3 separate regions of the Homo sapiens genome follow, and regions 2 and 3 are each linked to region 1. Evidence: chromatin contacts called from ENCODE Hi-C or POLR2A ChIA-PET data. All regions are on one chromosome and are shown on one strand. The core of a region is the stretch at or near the end of the contact, and the rest is flanking DNA. Distances in the headings are between cores, read along the strand shown. Region 1 has its middle 58 kb from the start of LRRC8D. Region 2 overlaps LRRC8B (leucine rich repeat containing 8 VRAC subunit B). Region 3 has its middle 41 kb from the start of ZNF326.

Region 1 (5,014 bases), core at 857-3,356:
TTGAGAGACTTTTTTTATTATTATTAAAGTTTGAGAACTCCCACCATGGCCCAATCTACCAAATTATAAAGGAAGAGCATGCTGGGCATGGTGGCTCATGCCTGTAATCCCAGCACTTTAGGAGGCTGAGGCGGGTAGATCACTTGAGATCAGGAGTTCGAGACCAGCCTGGCCAACATCGTGAAACCCCATCTCTACTAATAATACAAAAATTAGCTGGGTGTGGTGGTACGCGCCTATAATCCCAGCTGCTTGGGAAGCTGAGGCAGGAGAATTGCTTGAACCCAGGAGGCAGAGCTTGCAGTGAGCTGAGATCGCACCACTGCACTCCAGCCTGGGCAACAGAGTGAGAGTCCATCTCAAACAAACAAACAAAAAAGAAGAGCAGCATTAGAAAGAAAACCTGTACTGGGACAGTTGTGCCCTAAAGGGGCAAGCAAAAAGAAAGGGAATAAAGACTAGCAACAACCCAGAAGTGCTGTGAACAACAGTTTCTAAGAAGTGACCATTCTCTGTATTTATTAGGATGTGAAAGAAATGAAGTTCCCTCTCTCACACACACATTCGAGAATACAAGTCTGAGGAGAACCTGCTCTGGGTGAAGAATTTTTTTTATAATTCTCATATTCATGCTCAAGGAGCATGCACTCCTAGGCATATATTCACAAGGGGCTATGAGAGCCCTGGAGAGACCAGGTACTCTGAGGGTAGGACACATACTTTAGCAACTTGGGGGACACATTCTCAAGCTGAAATGGTGTCTCTGGAGCCCATACGAGTTGTGCCTGTGGGGGCCCCACAGACAGGGACCCTTGGCATTGCTGATAATTGAAGGGTCTGCCACAGAGGTCTCTAACATGACTTTCTACCACCATCTTTCCTGCTCACTTGCACATCAATAGACACACAGGTATATTGAGCAGCAGCTCTTCCTCACCTTGTCATCAAACAGTCTGTTTCTGCCTTCACCATTTTGCATCTGACCTTTCACAGGTAGCAAGAGAAGAGTCTAAGGAGCAGCAGGCAACGTGCTGAAGTGCAGAGCCAGGTCAAGGCTGGGTTTGTCTGAGCAGCTGGTGAGTAAGAGAGCTGTGACCAGGGCTCTGAGAAATATGGACAGGGGCCAGCCTGACAAAGACAACAAAGAACTGCCCAGGGGAAGGTGAAGAAGGTAACTGTCAACCCTTCAAAAAGTGAAATGGCGTTAGTAAGATGAAGGCCAGCCCATAAGAGATGCCAGCCAAGATGGAATAATGCGCAGATTTTCATCTAAGGGTGGGAATGACCTGTCGGCCTGATCCAGGCACACTGGCTTCTGAGATTCCCTTCCTAGCCCTGCCCACACACCCCCCACCCGACGCCCTTTCCCCAGCCTAGGTCCCTGAGTTTCTCATTCGTTGCTCACTTGTGTCTATTGTATGTCTTCTTCGTCAAAATCGAGCAGGGACTAATTAGCGGTGAAAGCAGAGACTCCAGCTCATTTCCGTTCACCTCATTATTTGTTTCTCTTTTGGGCTGAAGCCAAACAACAATCAAACATTAACATTCCCCCTGCAGAGCGGGCACACGGACACATGGGAGCATGTTACACACACCACACCCTCACAGCGTGCACACATGCACATGCACACACACACACCTGCTCCACTGCTATTCGGCTGTGCGAGGTCTCTGCGGCCCCGCTGTCTCCGGGCATCTAGGGTAACATCTCTTTCCATTTCAGACCTGGGACTGGTCTGAAACTGTATAATGGAATGGCCCTGGGCAAGCAGGGAAAGGACGTTGGGAATTTCCGGAAGCACAATCCCCCTGGCCAGCACTGGTGTTAATTAAGGGCGCTGCTGGTGTTTTGCAGGCAGCTGTTTCCTCCTCCGGCCCTCCTGTTCCCCGGGCCGCCTGGGCACCGGCGCCTGCACTCTGGCATTCATTGCTCTACCGTAAGCCTTGTTTCTAGCCGTTTTCAATCAAGTGGGAGACTGTCCAAATTTCCGTCTCAATGAAAATCAACTGTTCTAAATCTAAGCTCCCATTAAGCGTTCCAGGGGCTGGCCTGACTTGGAATTTAAGCAGCAGCGCAGCCCTCCCTGGAGTGAGCGGCGGCCGGGGCTCCAGATAAGGCGGGCCTGCCTCCTAGTGGCCAAGGTGCTGCAGGGCAGCTCTGAGGGCTGGAGGGCTGCGCAGCCGCCACCCGAGGACACGGGGAGGAGGCACAGTAAGAGAATCCTTAGAGCCTAACGCCCCCTTCTCCGTCGCTCTCGAGCCGCTCCAGTCCCCAAGTCCCATCCCCTTTCCTTCCCCGACATCTCTCCTCGTTGCCTCACTCTGGCTCCGTCGAACTGCAGTGGTCTGTTAGCTGGACTCTATCTCCAGCTTCTGTATCGAATCCATGCACCTCGCTGCCAATTCGTCTTCCGGACGCTCGTTGTCAGTCCTCTGTGATCTCTAATTAAGGCTCTGCTGAGTCTCCTCTTTATCTATAGGGAGAATCCTCAAGCGGGGAGACACACCCTTCCTGCAGAGGCGTATCGCCAGCCACGACAAGGCGAGCCGCGTTTCTCCCCACACTCCCCAAAAAGGCGATGACCCTCCCCAGGCCGCGCTCACGCTGAACCCCTGTTGCTGAGCTGCAGTTCCTGGAGGTGTCCTGTCCTCAAATGTGGGGATGCGGGGAAAAGATTAAGAAGGTAAAAGTTCAAACCAGGCAAAAGTTCAAACCTCTTGGCACTCCACAATGTGGCCTCAAGCTTCCCTTCTAGCTTTAGTGCTAGAGTAGAATGAAATGAAGGGTTGGAATGCCAGGTGTGCTACGTTTTAGTCATGGAACTGTATGAAAGGTTCTAAATTCTAAATGTCTTTACAGGGTTGTCATGGAGACTAAAAGAGGTCGCCGGAGTATCAAATTTAGCACAATGCTTGCCACATAGTGAATGTTCAATAAATGGCAGCTGTCATTTTCCTTCCCCCGTTAGAAAGACAACTGGTTTGCTCACAGTTCTGATACCGGCCTTGAACTGAACTTTCCATCTCTGCACCTCGGCTTTTGACACCCTATTTGCCTGGAGCGTCCACTATCACCACTTTGGTTAAAGCTACTGTCACCTCCTGCAATAGACTAATTCATCTCCCTGCTCCTGCCCACAGTTATTTTTAATCTAGCCACCAGAATTTTTTTAAGTGTAAATCAGATTATGTCACTCATCTGCTCAAACCCCTATTGTAGCTCCCTATTTCACTCGGTGTAAAAGCCAAAGCACTCACCATGTCCTGGAGGCCCTACATGATCTGGCTCTTTTCCCCCTTCATGTTATTTCCCATACCTTTCTCCCTTGTTCACTCTGTTTCTTCCACAATGACCAATTGCTTTTGCTGGAAAGCACCAGCAATTTATTAATAGCCTTTGTGTTGGCTTTTCCCTCTACCTAGAATATTTTCCTCACATACCTGCATAGCTCTTTCGCTTACTTTTTCATGACTTTGTTCAGTTGTCACCTTCAAAAAAAAAAAAAAAAAAAAAAAGCCAGCCAGGCATGGCGGCTCATACCTGTAATCTCAGCACTTTGAGAGGTGAAGGCAGCAGACAGCTTGGGCCCAGGAGTTCCAGACCAGCCTGGGCAACACGGCAAAACCCCATCTCTACAAAAAATACAAAATATATTTTTCGTAGAGGACGGTGGCACACACCTATAGTCCTAGCTACTTGGGAGGCAGGAGGACTGCTTGAGCCTGGGAGGTTGAGGCTGCAGTGTGAGCCATGATCATGCCACTGCACTCCAGCCTGGGCAACAGAGCAAGACCCTGTCAAAAAAACAAATAAATAAAAGCCAATCCTGACCACATATTTAAAATTTCAAACTGCTCTACTTTCCCCCAGTACTTCCAATCCCCTTTATCTTGCCCAACTTCTCCTTTTCCATAGCACATACCATATTCCTTACTACCTTCTAAAATAATATATATAACAAAGCCAACCATTGGCAAATAAATCTCTCATAATTTGCTGATGGGAGTGTAACTTGGTACAACTACTTTGGAAATCTTTTAGAGAGTATCTACTAAAGCTAAAAATACTTTATTTTACTCTTGTATATAAATCCAACAAATTGCAAATCCAACAAAAAGGAGTACTTTTTGTCAGATTTATTTTGGTCGGTTCTGTAAATATAATATGTTATATAATATATAATAAGATATATACTTATATATTAGTCACCTACTCATATAGCTATATAATCATATAATTTATGATCTAATCATATCACATATAATAATCTTAATTACTTTAATCATTTCACTAAACTAGGAACAACCCAAATGTCAATCTACAGTAAAATGAATAAATTTTGATTTTTTTCAAACAATAAGTACACAGCACTAAAAAATAAGTTATTCATGGTATTCATTAACAACATGAATGAGTCCAGAATCTAATATTGAGCAAGAGAAGTTGGAAACCAAAAAGTACCTCCTATATGATTTAATTGATTTGAAGTTCAAGAAAGGCAAGACTTCAATGATAGAAGTCAGAATAGAGCTACTTATTTCTCTAATTGGGATATAACCTAATCTTTCTGAAAACAGGGAGAATATTCATCTTGCAGGACTGCTGTGAAAATTGCAGATAATATATATCTAACATCTAGTACCAAGTTCCTAGCACAGAATATTTGCTAACGAAATTATTGTTTGTATTCATGTGTGTTCTTAATTCATGTTAGTTTGATAATTGCTAAGTAAAAAGATAGTTTTACTCAACCCAAAGGTTCTGGTTGCATCTGCCATTTGTTGCCACCCAATAGCCATATCCCTTTTATTCCTTACTAATAAAATCCATATTCTTTCTCAGGACAGCTATGTGCCCAGTCCTGAAAGATAAAGCATGACAAGTCTAAGCCAATCAACAAACTCTCATACCCTTTTGCCAGATATTCACTTTCCCAACTCCTCCTTGCAGCTAGGGGTGCCCATGTGCCCAGTTTTGGCCAATGAGATTTAAAGAGCAATTCTGATAGGTAAT
Region 2 (5,014 bases), core at 1,382-3,881, 220 kb before region 1:
ATACATTTAGGATTCAAACCAATAGCTCTTCTTGTTGTCTAGTGATATGGTCAATGATTTCTGCATTTACAGGTAAAGATGAGCATCAACAGTGTACTTTATCAGTTATAAAATCATCTTTACATAATAATCACATTTGATTCCGACAATTTAGAGAGGGAGAGAGGAAGAATGACTGAAATTAATTCCTATTCCTCAGAGAAGTTACACAATATACCCAAAATAGCATGTAAACAGAAGGGCAGGACAAGAACCAGGCCTTTTAGCTCTGTGTCCAGTCTTCTTTCCACCCTGTCATACTGTGTCTGCATGCCCTGTCCAAGGCATTTACCAAGACATTTCCCACATACAGAATTTGGTTAATATGCTGAATAAAATTGTTGTGTCAAATTTTAATAAACTCTATAAAACCAATTGGATATCCTTTGGTTCTTTCCCTGTTAAACGTGAATTCTTGCACTATATGTATGGTGAGAGAGGTTTCCTGCTTTCAAGGCCAATGACAGTGAGTGTTCAACTTAAGAGTTAAGAACAAGAAGACAACAATAAGACAGATGTCCCAAGAAGGCATATGACTCACAAGTTCAGTGGAAACATCGTAGGAGGTGAGGCTTGCAGGATGTGATAAGATATGGAAAGTTGAAGAAGGGGGTGGACGGGAAATGTTTGAGCAGAGGTGTATAGGAAAGAATGTATGCAGTACTGAAATCATTGCGGATGAAACGATACATCCAGGATTTGCTTCAAGACACCTGGCATGGGTGTGATATGAATTGATCATTGTTGGAGCTGGGTAAATGGTATATGGGGGACCCTTATAATATTATTCATACTTCTATATACATTAGAAAATTTCCATAGTAAGAATTTTTTTTAATAAAAATGGTATATTATGTGTTTTTTGAACAATAGGTTAGGCTAGCCTATCAGAATAGAGAGCATGTTCAAAGGCATAGTAGGAAGGGTTGGAAAAGCGGCCTGGTACCAAATTTGATGGTGGGGGAGGATTTGTGAATGTATGCTGTGGAGCCTTGGTGAGTGCTAGTAGGCACTGGTTCATTGGTTGGACTTGAGTTCTGCTTGACTGTGAGCCCAAAGTGGAGTTGCAGTCCAGTGTTGGCATCTTATCAAGAATGGCAGTAACTCCACTTTACCATCTGCTTCAGGAGTGTCAGATCTAATGTGCCATATTCAGTTCTGGAAGGCACATTTAAAGAGGACTTTTTGCGAACCAAGTTTCAATGGTGGGATATATCAAGCACGGAAGAGTAACTCACATCTTCTTAGCCATCTTCTTTCTGTCAGAACACTCCATCAGCTCATGGTTGTCTACCTGGAATAGATGTATTTTCCCTTCTTCCAAGTCTCTCTACTACTCCCTTTCAAACTCTTTGTCTTTTGAGAGCCAAAGAATAGGCAATAAAAAGCAAATTAAACACATTGCTGTGATTCCTTAGTGATATGAAGGTACATAATCACAAAGGCATCTGACTCAACCTCCTGGCAACAGACTAACAGCTGACTGAGCTATACCCAGAAAGGAGCCCTCAGTGTAGCTTTCTGAAGCAAAGTTCCTCCTCCTTCTTGCTGAAGCTATTTCTCTATAGCTAAGTAAAAAAGACAAGAGATGTATCAGAAATTTGGTTAATTGATAATATTAAGGAATTGTTAATTATTTGTATATGATTCAGTAATGATTCTAGAGCTGACACACATAAGCTTGTGAAAACTGATTGTTGTGTTATAGGAATTTTCAAGCTAGTTAAACATAGTCATTAAAAACTAAATTGTACAAACTTAAAGTACTAAAAGTAAAATAAATACTCAAAACTCTCACTTCCTAATTATTTTGCTATAATTTGTTGTTATCTATGCTCTTAAGGTTATTTATGTCTAAGGTATCTGCAGAGTAGAAGTGCTGTATAATGATGTGTGACACATCTCTTCTCAACTCCACATTCAGTGACATCATGTTGGTACTTTGAAATTGGCCATGGTGGGAATCATGGAAAATGGCAAAGAACCAGGGTCCTTTTTTTTTTTTTCTCAGAAACCTGGTTGTTAAATATTTACCAGCATGCCACTGGATATTATTATGATATTATGGTTATATCTTAAAGACTCTTTCTGTTTTAGAGATCCATACTGAAATAAGACAGAATATATCTAGAATCTGTTTCAAAATAATCCAATGAGGGTGAGTATTGTGGTGTTGAATCAGAGTGGTGGGCAGATGGGTTTCATTGCACCACTCTCTCAACCTTTGTGTATGTTTAAAATTTTCCATAATAAAATGTTAAAACAGCAATTATGGAATGTTACAATGAAAATAAATTGCCTGTACCTAGTAGACATAGATAGCAATCCAGTCTGGCACCTGTCTTTCCTTCAAACTTTGATGCCAACATTCCTTTGATAAAATCATATTCTCAAATTTTGGAGCACTTATTTTGTAAATGGTTCACATAGGTCATTGATTTTAAAGATCTGTTTCTCATTAAATAAAATCAAGAAACCACCATGTGCAGTTTATCATGCCCATCAGGGCAAAGGAATCCACTAGAGCCTTCCCAAGGACAGCAAAAAGCTTTCTTCATAGTGGGCGGGGAGGGGAGGGGGTGCGGGGCATTCATTTGTTGGATTGCAATCCTGTTTGCAAAACCAGTTGTACAAATAGGGAAAAATGAATCAAGTAATTGCTCAGAAGGCTACTTGCAGCTACATGACAGCTGTGTACCCTTTAGATTTATTTTCAGTCTAGCTGATTTGAGTCATTGCCCAAAAAAGGAGTGCTGTCAAGTGAATTGTCTTTTATGCAGATGATGACAGCCTTTCTAAATATTGCCTGGCTGATATAAGTGATTTGTTTGGAATTATTGGCCTATGAATTAAATTAGTCCTAATCCAAATGATTTTAAAAGTTCTCGCTTAGATTATATATTGATTACATTTCACAAAGAGCACAAAATAACTATATTTTTTTCTAGCATATATTTAGACATCAAATGGAAAAGCTATAGCATGAATTACTCAGAATACATCTTTTTTTTAAGTTTGAAGTTTTAATTTCATTCTTAATATCAATTTGGAGTATGGTAATAGTTTCTCCTTGGATTTGATTATGCAATAATGCATACAAACTAAATCCAGTTGACATGGAAAAATATTTATGTTGTGTAATGAATGCAAGTGGTCACTATGATTATCCCATCAAACAGAGTAGTGAGGAAATTATTAGGTTTTATAATGAGGACAGAGAAGGACAATCAGAACCTTGAGGGGGAAAGTAGTCTATTCTGTCTTATAATATTAAGTTAATGTGAGTTTCTGGTCTGTGTAGAAATACAGGCTTATTCTCTTAAGGTAACGACAAAAAAATTCAAAGCCTCAAGCAATGAAAACAGCAGATGCAAACTCAGGTTTGTTTTGACCCCTCAGTTTTGTTTCACCCTGGGCTGAAACAGATACTGCAAATAGGAATTGAGATCAGGGAAGCCAGAAGTCAGAAGAGTGTGTGTAGGAGAAAGATCATTATAACTTCTCCTCATAAGACAGAGCTGGACAGAAAAATCACCTGGAGAAACTGGGAGCCTTTGTTGACACTTTGCTGCAGTTTTTCCCATGTTAATTCCTTTGTACCAATACCCTTCAGGGCTCTGCAGGGTCCCACCACAACATACATTCTGAGAGTTTGTTTGAGGCGTATAAATACAATAGAAGTCATAGTTCCAAATTAAGTTGGAGCATGAAGATTGGGGTGTGATTGCTAAGAAAAAAGGACATATTAAGTTCCTGAAGTGAGATAATCACAGACTTGTGATTATTCACTCAAAAACTATTTACTGAGCCCCTACTATCTGGGCTAGGTGATGGGATACCACAGTGAGCCCTACAAATAGAAGCCCTGTGCTACCAGAGCTTACTGCTTACTGTGCAGAGAAAAGTGATAAACAACATAAGTATATAGTACATTAAACGGAGACAGATAATGTAGGAAAAACAAAACCAGAGCAGTTCTTCAAAATTAAATTCCCAAAGGATAACATTTTCCAACTCTATCAAAGCTAGCAAAGAGAGGAGATTGGTATTTATAAAAATACAACACATACCACATCAGAAATTCCTTCATGTTTCTATTAACCCTGTTGATATGCTAAATATATTCACTATCTCTACAACCATTAGAGAACAAAGTAAAGATGAAGTAGCTTGGAAAGGGAGCAGCTCTTTAACACTGAAGTGAAATGAAAAATATGCCCTTATGTTTTGTTAGTGAGTTGACAGTTCATGATCAGGAAGACAATGAGCACCTGCAATAGGGAGGCTGCAAGTTATTTTTAAAAAGAATGTCTTTGATTGCTTCCAATTCTATTTATCTCCAGTTGGACAATCAAGTAGAAGTCATTTGAAGAGATGTTTTGTAGTTATGTGGATGCGGATTTGCATATGTGGGTGTTTTCGAACATATAAACTTTTAATGAATTCAGTCATCTTCATAAAAAACTAAATTGTCCCAACTTTAAATGGAAATATTCTGGAAGGAAGGTATTAAATGAGTTCTTTTATATGGGAGATGGACTGAGGCTGCATTGAGTTATTTATTTTAAATAACTTTTAAAATTTTACCAAGTGCAGGTCTTTAAGTCCAACATTGGCCCAAGTCTTCAGCAAAAACAGCTTAACAAACTCATTTATATTTTTTCCTCTCCCTAGGGCTCCAGTTTGTGTTTTCAGCTGCCTACTAGACCTCACTACCTGGATGGCCCACAGGTACTGCAAACTCAGTGTTTTAAATAACACACTCATTAGCCCCCTTCATCATTGACCCTGTGGCCAAAGCTAGGATAAGTCACTTGTCCTTGAGTCCTGACTCTCCTTAACATCTAATCTGCTACCAAGTCCTTCTAAGGGATACCTAAGGAGCCCTAGAGTCTATGCCCATAAGCTAGTTAGCAGAGAACCTGCTCGAAAGCACTTAAAAGTAATAGTAGTACTTTTGCTTCTATCCCCTCTT
Region 3 (5,014 bases), core at 647-3,146, 190 kb after region 1:
AAGTGAAGGTGAGAAAGAGAAATCAAGAATGTCAACTAGATTTATGTTTTGATCAACACATACCAGGTGACACCATTTCCTGAGAGGTAAAACAGCAACAACAAAAATAACAACTTGTATTTCAGACAAATAGAAAATTATGAAGAATAACTTAACTTCTAAAACATTCATTTGTATGTATGCTGATGCAAATTTCATTTAGAATCTGACGTTAAAATGAAGAGAGAAGGGCAAATGCATCTAAGACTTTAGAATATTTTTGGTAATAATGTGTTAGGTAAGAAAAGAATATCTGGATAAGCGATGTAACTACTCTGGCAAATGATGTTTTACATTATAATGCAAGTTAAATAGACTATTTTGCCTATGCCTGGAATTTTCCAGTGGAGGTAGATGATTTCTTAGAACAGGGATGAGTGGAAAGTTAGGGTATTTCTGAAGACCCACTAGTGAAATAGCAGTGTTTCTCCCTCAGAGATTGTTCCCTTTTTGATTCCTATGACTAATTCTGTCATTTGCAGGAGTTTAAGAAAAAGTTACATTTTTTTTCCAGCTATGTCTCTAACACATTTTTCTGGCACTGTTTATAAGCTCAAATTTCCAGTTGAAAGGATGGTTAAGATTGAATTACTCTTCAAATTCCTTTTTCCTTTCACAGTTGTTTTTCCTTGACGAAGTCTCTTTGTCACTATCAAGGTTAAGTGAAGTCACTATTGAAGGAAAGAACAGAAGGAATTTGGAATGCTTTTCCATTAACTTCTGAACCACAGTGACTTATTCCTTGAGAATCTCCAGTAAGGCTTAGGGTCTTTCGGATAAGTCATTTTGGAGAAATGTTTTCTTCTTTTGCTGTTAGGTTGACATGGCAAAAGAAATAATATTATTTGTGTTAACCTTTGTCCTAGTATGTTATTGCTCAAAGCAAGGTTGTAGATACCATGAGAATTATGCCTAAATGATACAAAATTGCATTTTCACCACCCAGTACTGCACATGGCAGATATTTGGTAGGCATTAGTTGAATTACAAATTCCAAGAATCTGCTAGAAATCGTAGATTGGTTCCTTTCATCTTGCAGATAGCGTGATGGAAGAAGAGGAGTTGAAAGCTTTTAGCTCCTAGGCAAAAAGTCACATGTTGTTTAGAAATCTCACTATTTCCTCTGAAATTGAAGGCATCATATTTTTAAGGACATTTTGTAGAGCAAGGCCCTGAATCTGAAACCACCTTTGCAGAGATTATGATAGCGAGACCAGTCTAGCATGGCTGACTCCATCTTGCTTCTAGCCTCACAGCCTGGCTGTCTTTCCTCATTGCTGGGCATAGACCAAGCTAACCATGGGAGGAATTTAGTCATATAGTCATAGTTTACCTTTTTTTTTTTTTTTTTAACTAAATAGGGATGAGGTCTTGCTATGTTGACCAGGCTGGTCTCAAACTGCTGGTCTCAAGCCATACTCCCATCTCGGCCTCCCAAAGTGCTTGAGATTACAGGCATGAGCCACCACTCCCAGCCTATAGTTTAACTTTAAAGCAAGATGATAATAGTCCTTTTCTAAAAGTAATCTCTTTATTAACAGACTGAAACCACCTTTGTAAGACTGAGAGACCACAAGATTAAGATTATGGGAGGGGCCTGAATTCTGCTAAACTACAGGCATATTTTATATAATCCTTACTGCTCAGGAGTCATGTGGTCAGAGTCATGTGGTCACAAGATTTGTGACTTCCCCAGTTGCTCATGTAGATAACATCACTAATGTAGAACCTAAAATTGGTCTTTTGAGATACTTTTCAGATTTTTACATTCTGGCAACTGATTGACCTCACCCAGACCTGAGGCTCAGGCTTCAGCCAGTCCTGTGGCCCCACCCAGAGGCTGACTCAGTGCACGTAATTGTTTTCCACACCCCTGTGATTTCATTCCTAACCTATGAGCAGCACCCCTTCCCTTGCTCCCTACCCACCAAATTATCCATAAAAACCCTGGCCTCTGAGTTGCTGGGGAGACTGATTTGAGTAATAACTTCAGTTCTGCTTGGCTGGCCTTGTGTTAATTAAACTCTTTACTGCAATAATACTGTCTCAGTGAATTGCATTTACCTGTGCAGTGGGTAAGAACCTGTTAGGCAATTACAAATCCATAAACATAGCCTTTATAATTATCTTGCTAATTCTGTATGCAAACTTCTTTAAAATTTTTTAAAAATTATTTATTGTTTTTATTTTACTTTATTTTATTTTTATTTTAGAGAAAGACAGGATCTTGTTCTGTCACCCAAGCTGGAGTACAGTGGCATGATCATAGCTCACTGTAACCTTGAACTCCTGGACTCAAGCGATCCACCTGCCTTAGCCTCCTGAGGAGCTGGGACTACAGGTGTGTGCCACCACACCTAGCTAATTTCTTTCTTTCTGTCTTTTTTGGAAAAAACAGGGTCTCGCTATGTTGCATAGGCTGGTTTTGAACTCCTGGCTTCAAGCAATCCTCTCATCTCAGCCTCCCAAAGTGCTGGGTTTACAGGCATCTGAGCCACCCCACTCCAGTTATATGTAAACTTTCAAGTTTCTATTTAGTTTGCTTGGCAGGATAAGGGAGATCCTCCCCACCCCCACTCCATCTAGGGAGAGCTTTTAGGATAAAAAAAACTCTGTGGTAGGAAGTAAACAAACATTCTCAACTGACAGACTTTTGAACTGAAAAGGGCCAGGAAGACAACAGAAACTCCTTTACCACAATGATATAATAGGGTGAAGTGAAGAACATATTAATATGCTGGGAAAAAAAAAAAAAACCCAGGCATGGGGCTAGAGTACATGCCTGTCATCCCAGCTACTCAGGAGGCTGAGGCAGGAGAATCACTTGAGCCCAGGAGTTGGAGGCCGTTCTGGGCAACATAGTGATATTTCAGCTCCAAAAATTTAAAAAGCCTGAAAAATACTTTGCTCCTGTGTTACTGACCCCCATTGTCTTTGAAAGATGAGCAATACTGATTATGGGGAAATATTTGTCCTTAGGTATTTCAGGAGGAAATTGGCCTCAGCCATCAGCCCTCACTGCCCAAGGGGGAAAAGCATTTCAAGAAGTTCCACTACAGGGGTAGCCACATTCCTCCCACTTTAGAGTCAGCAGAAGGATAAGCCAAGGGAATCTGCCTTTAACACTCAGCAGAAGCCCAAGGCATTCATCTTTGCACTTCATAAGAAGAGACAGCAGCAACTGGGACCACTTTCTCTTTTTGAGAATGGGACTGATTTCTGAGGCAAAGGGATGGGATCATTAGAAAAGGAATCTCAGAGGGAAGATCGAAGAGGAGGACAGCAGAAACCTGAGGAGACAGAGAGCAAGGTAACAGCCATTTGGGATATCTTGTAAAGGTCTAAATTGTGAGTCCTTGTCCCGTCTGCTCACCTCCTTTCCTCATATGGTCGTAGGGAGCAGGTTACTCAGAGAGGGTTATAACTGTTGGTCCTCCTCTTCCGAATGATTTTGCAATGCTTATCTACATTTTTTTGGAAAAGATTAGTGTCCAGAGGGTGTTTGAGCTTGCGGAAATGGATGCATATGTGTTTGAGAAACAAATATCCTGATCAGTTGGTGGTCCCTAGCAGAGATGGGTCCGAGAGGGTTACAGGCCAGACTCCCCCCCATAACTAAGATAAGGAGGAGTTTACTGGTGTTGGGGCTCAAAACACAGTGCCCTAAAGTGTGGTGCTTTGGCATGCTGAGTACTTTGAACTGAAGGAGATTGCAAGGGCCTCAGAAGCAACATATTTCCGACCTTCTCCCACCCTCCTATCTCCAGACTCTCTTTCTCCCCTGAAGCAACTCATAAAACCAGAATAAGTCTTCCTCAAGATGGGTCATAGAAATTCTAACTCCTCTCCCCTGAAGCAGGCCATAAAACCTAGAAATGTCACTCTCTGACATTCTCCCCTCTTCCCTGAAGACCTTCATGTGACAAGTGTCTTGTGCTATACCCAGAGCTACATAGGGGGCCAAGAAGAAGCAGAACAGACAGGCCTTGCTGCATTCCCCTCAGTTGATTACCATTATTGCAGCATACCCTTGTTGTCCAATCTCATTTCTACGTGACTGTCCATTTGTCAGCAAACCTAAGCATAAGAATACCCAGCTTTTCCTGGGTCTTTGGTTCTTCATTTCTGAAGTCTCCCATGTCATTTAAAACTTTGTTAAATAAATTTGTCATGCTTTTCTCTTGCTAACTTGTCTTTTGTTATAGAAGTGTCTGCCATGACCATTGTGATGAGTGACGAAGGAGTATCGTACCTGTTTGTCCCTCCACAGGCTAGCAGATGACTCGCTAATCGTAGGAGACAAGCTATCTCCTTTGCCTTGACTAAACCTTGAAAACTAGCAAAACTCATCCACATAGCAGAATAGGAAGGCATTCCTGACACACCTGGGTCACATGAGATTTAATTGTTTTTATTACAAGGCCTTTTGTGAGGTCTTGCAAGCAGTGGGGAAATTACCAACTGGACTACTATTTCTTTCACAAATGCTAATTAAATGCCTTTAGGTGGCAGACTCTTTTCTTTTTTTTTTTCTTCTTGAGACAGAGTCTCACTCTGTCGCCCAGGCTGTAGTACAGTGGCAAGATCTCTGCTCACTGCAAACTCTGCCTCCCGGGTTCAAGTGATTCTCCTGCCTCAGCCTCCTGAGTAGCTGGGATTACAGGCAGGTGCCACCATGCCCGGCTAATTTTTGTATTTTTGGTAGAGACGGGGTTTCACCACACTGGTCAGGCTGGTAGGTGGCAGACTCTATGTCAAGTTCTATGCAAATTAATTGTTTTTGGTCTCTGACCTTAAAGATCTCATAATCTACTGAGGAAGACAACCATGAAGAGATAATTCAATTTAATTCAATTGGATTGAAGAAAAGACTGAGAAACAAAGACTGGTCAACATAGTGAGACCCCGTCTCTACAAAAACTAAAAAAAAAAAATGAGCCAGGCACAACAGTATGCACCTGTAGCCCCAGCTATT

What was found. Hi-C counts contacts between places; a loop is a spot of excess contacts on that map. ChIA-PET counts read pairs that join two places held with the same protein, here RNA polymerase II (POLR2A). Pooled maps may share reads with other maps.
Region 2: a pooled map shows a loop between it and region 1 (2.2-fold over the local background). The contact joins two enhancer-like sites. A Hi-C loop is called at or near these places in 4 of 50 pooled maps. POLR2A ChIA-PET finds 5 or more read pairs at or near these places in 6 of 52 experiments (CD4-positive, alpha-beta T cell, OCI-LY7, activated CD4-positive, alpha-beta T cell and 3 more).
Region 3: a pooled map shows a loop between it and region 1 (7-fold over the local background). The contact joins two enhancer-like sites. A Hi-C loop is called at or near these places in 2 of 37 single-sample maps with no recorded cell type and 6 of 50 pooled maps. POLR2A ChIA-PET finds 5 or more read pairs at or near these places in 5 of 52 experiments (CD8-positive, alpha-beta memory T cell, GM12878, MCF 10A and 2 more).

Annotation. Positions count from the first base shown.
Region 1 is chr1:89,761,010-89,766,023 of GRCh38, forward strand. No RefSeq gene overlaps it. Among named protein-coding and RNA genes, the nearest start is that of LRRC8D, 58 kb to the right of the region's middle. RefSeq lists an enhancer at 1,725-2,225. Within about 2 kb of position 2,107, at least 19 of the 41 ENCODE cell types and tissues checked have a DNase peak (open chromatin) inside an H3K27ac peak, as active enhancers do.
Region 2 is chr1:89,545,202-89,550,215 of GRCh38, forward strand. The region is part of intron 1 of LRRC8B (leucine rich repeat containing 8 VRAC subunit B); the gene reads left to right. It overlaps LOC124904216 (a long non-coding RNA gene), which reads right to left. Exons shown (of 3, transcript XR_007066214.1): 3 at 930-1,333. Among named protein-coding and RNA genes, the nearest start is that of LRRC8B, 23 kb to the left of the region's middle. Within about 2 kb of position 2,632, at least 7 of the 41 ENCODE cell types and tissues checked have a DNase peak (open chromatin) inside an H3K27ac peak, as active enhancers do.
Region 3 is chr1:89,951,520-89,956,533 of GRCh38, forward strand. No RefSeq gene overlaps it. Among named protein-coding and RNA genes, the nearest start is that of ZNF326, 41 kb to the right of the region's middle. Within about 2 kb of position 1,897, at least 5 of the 41 ENCODE cell types and tissues checked have a DNase peak (open chromatin) inside an H3K27ac peak, as active enhancers do.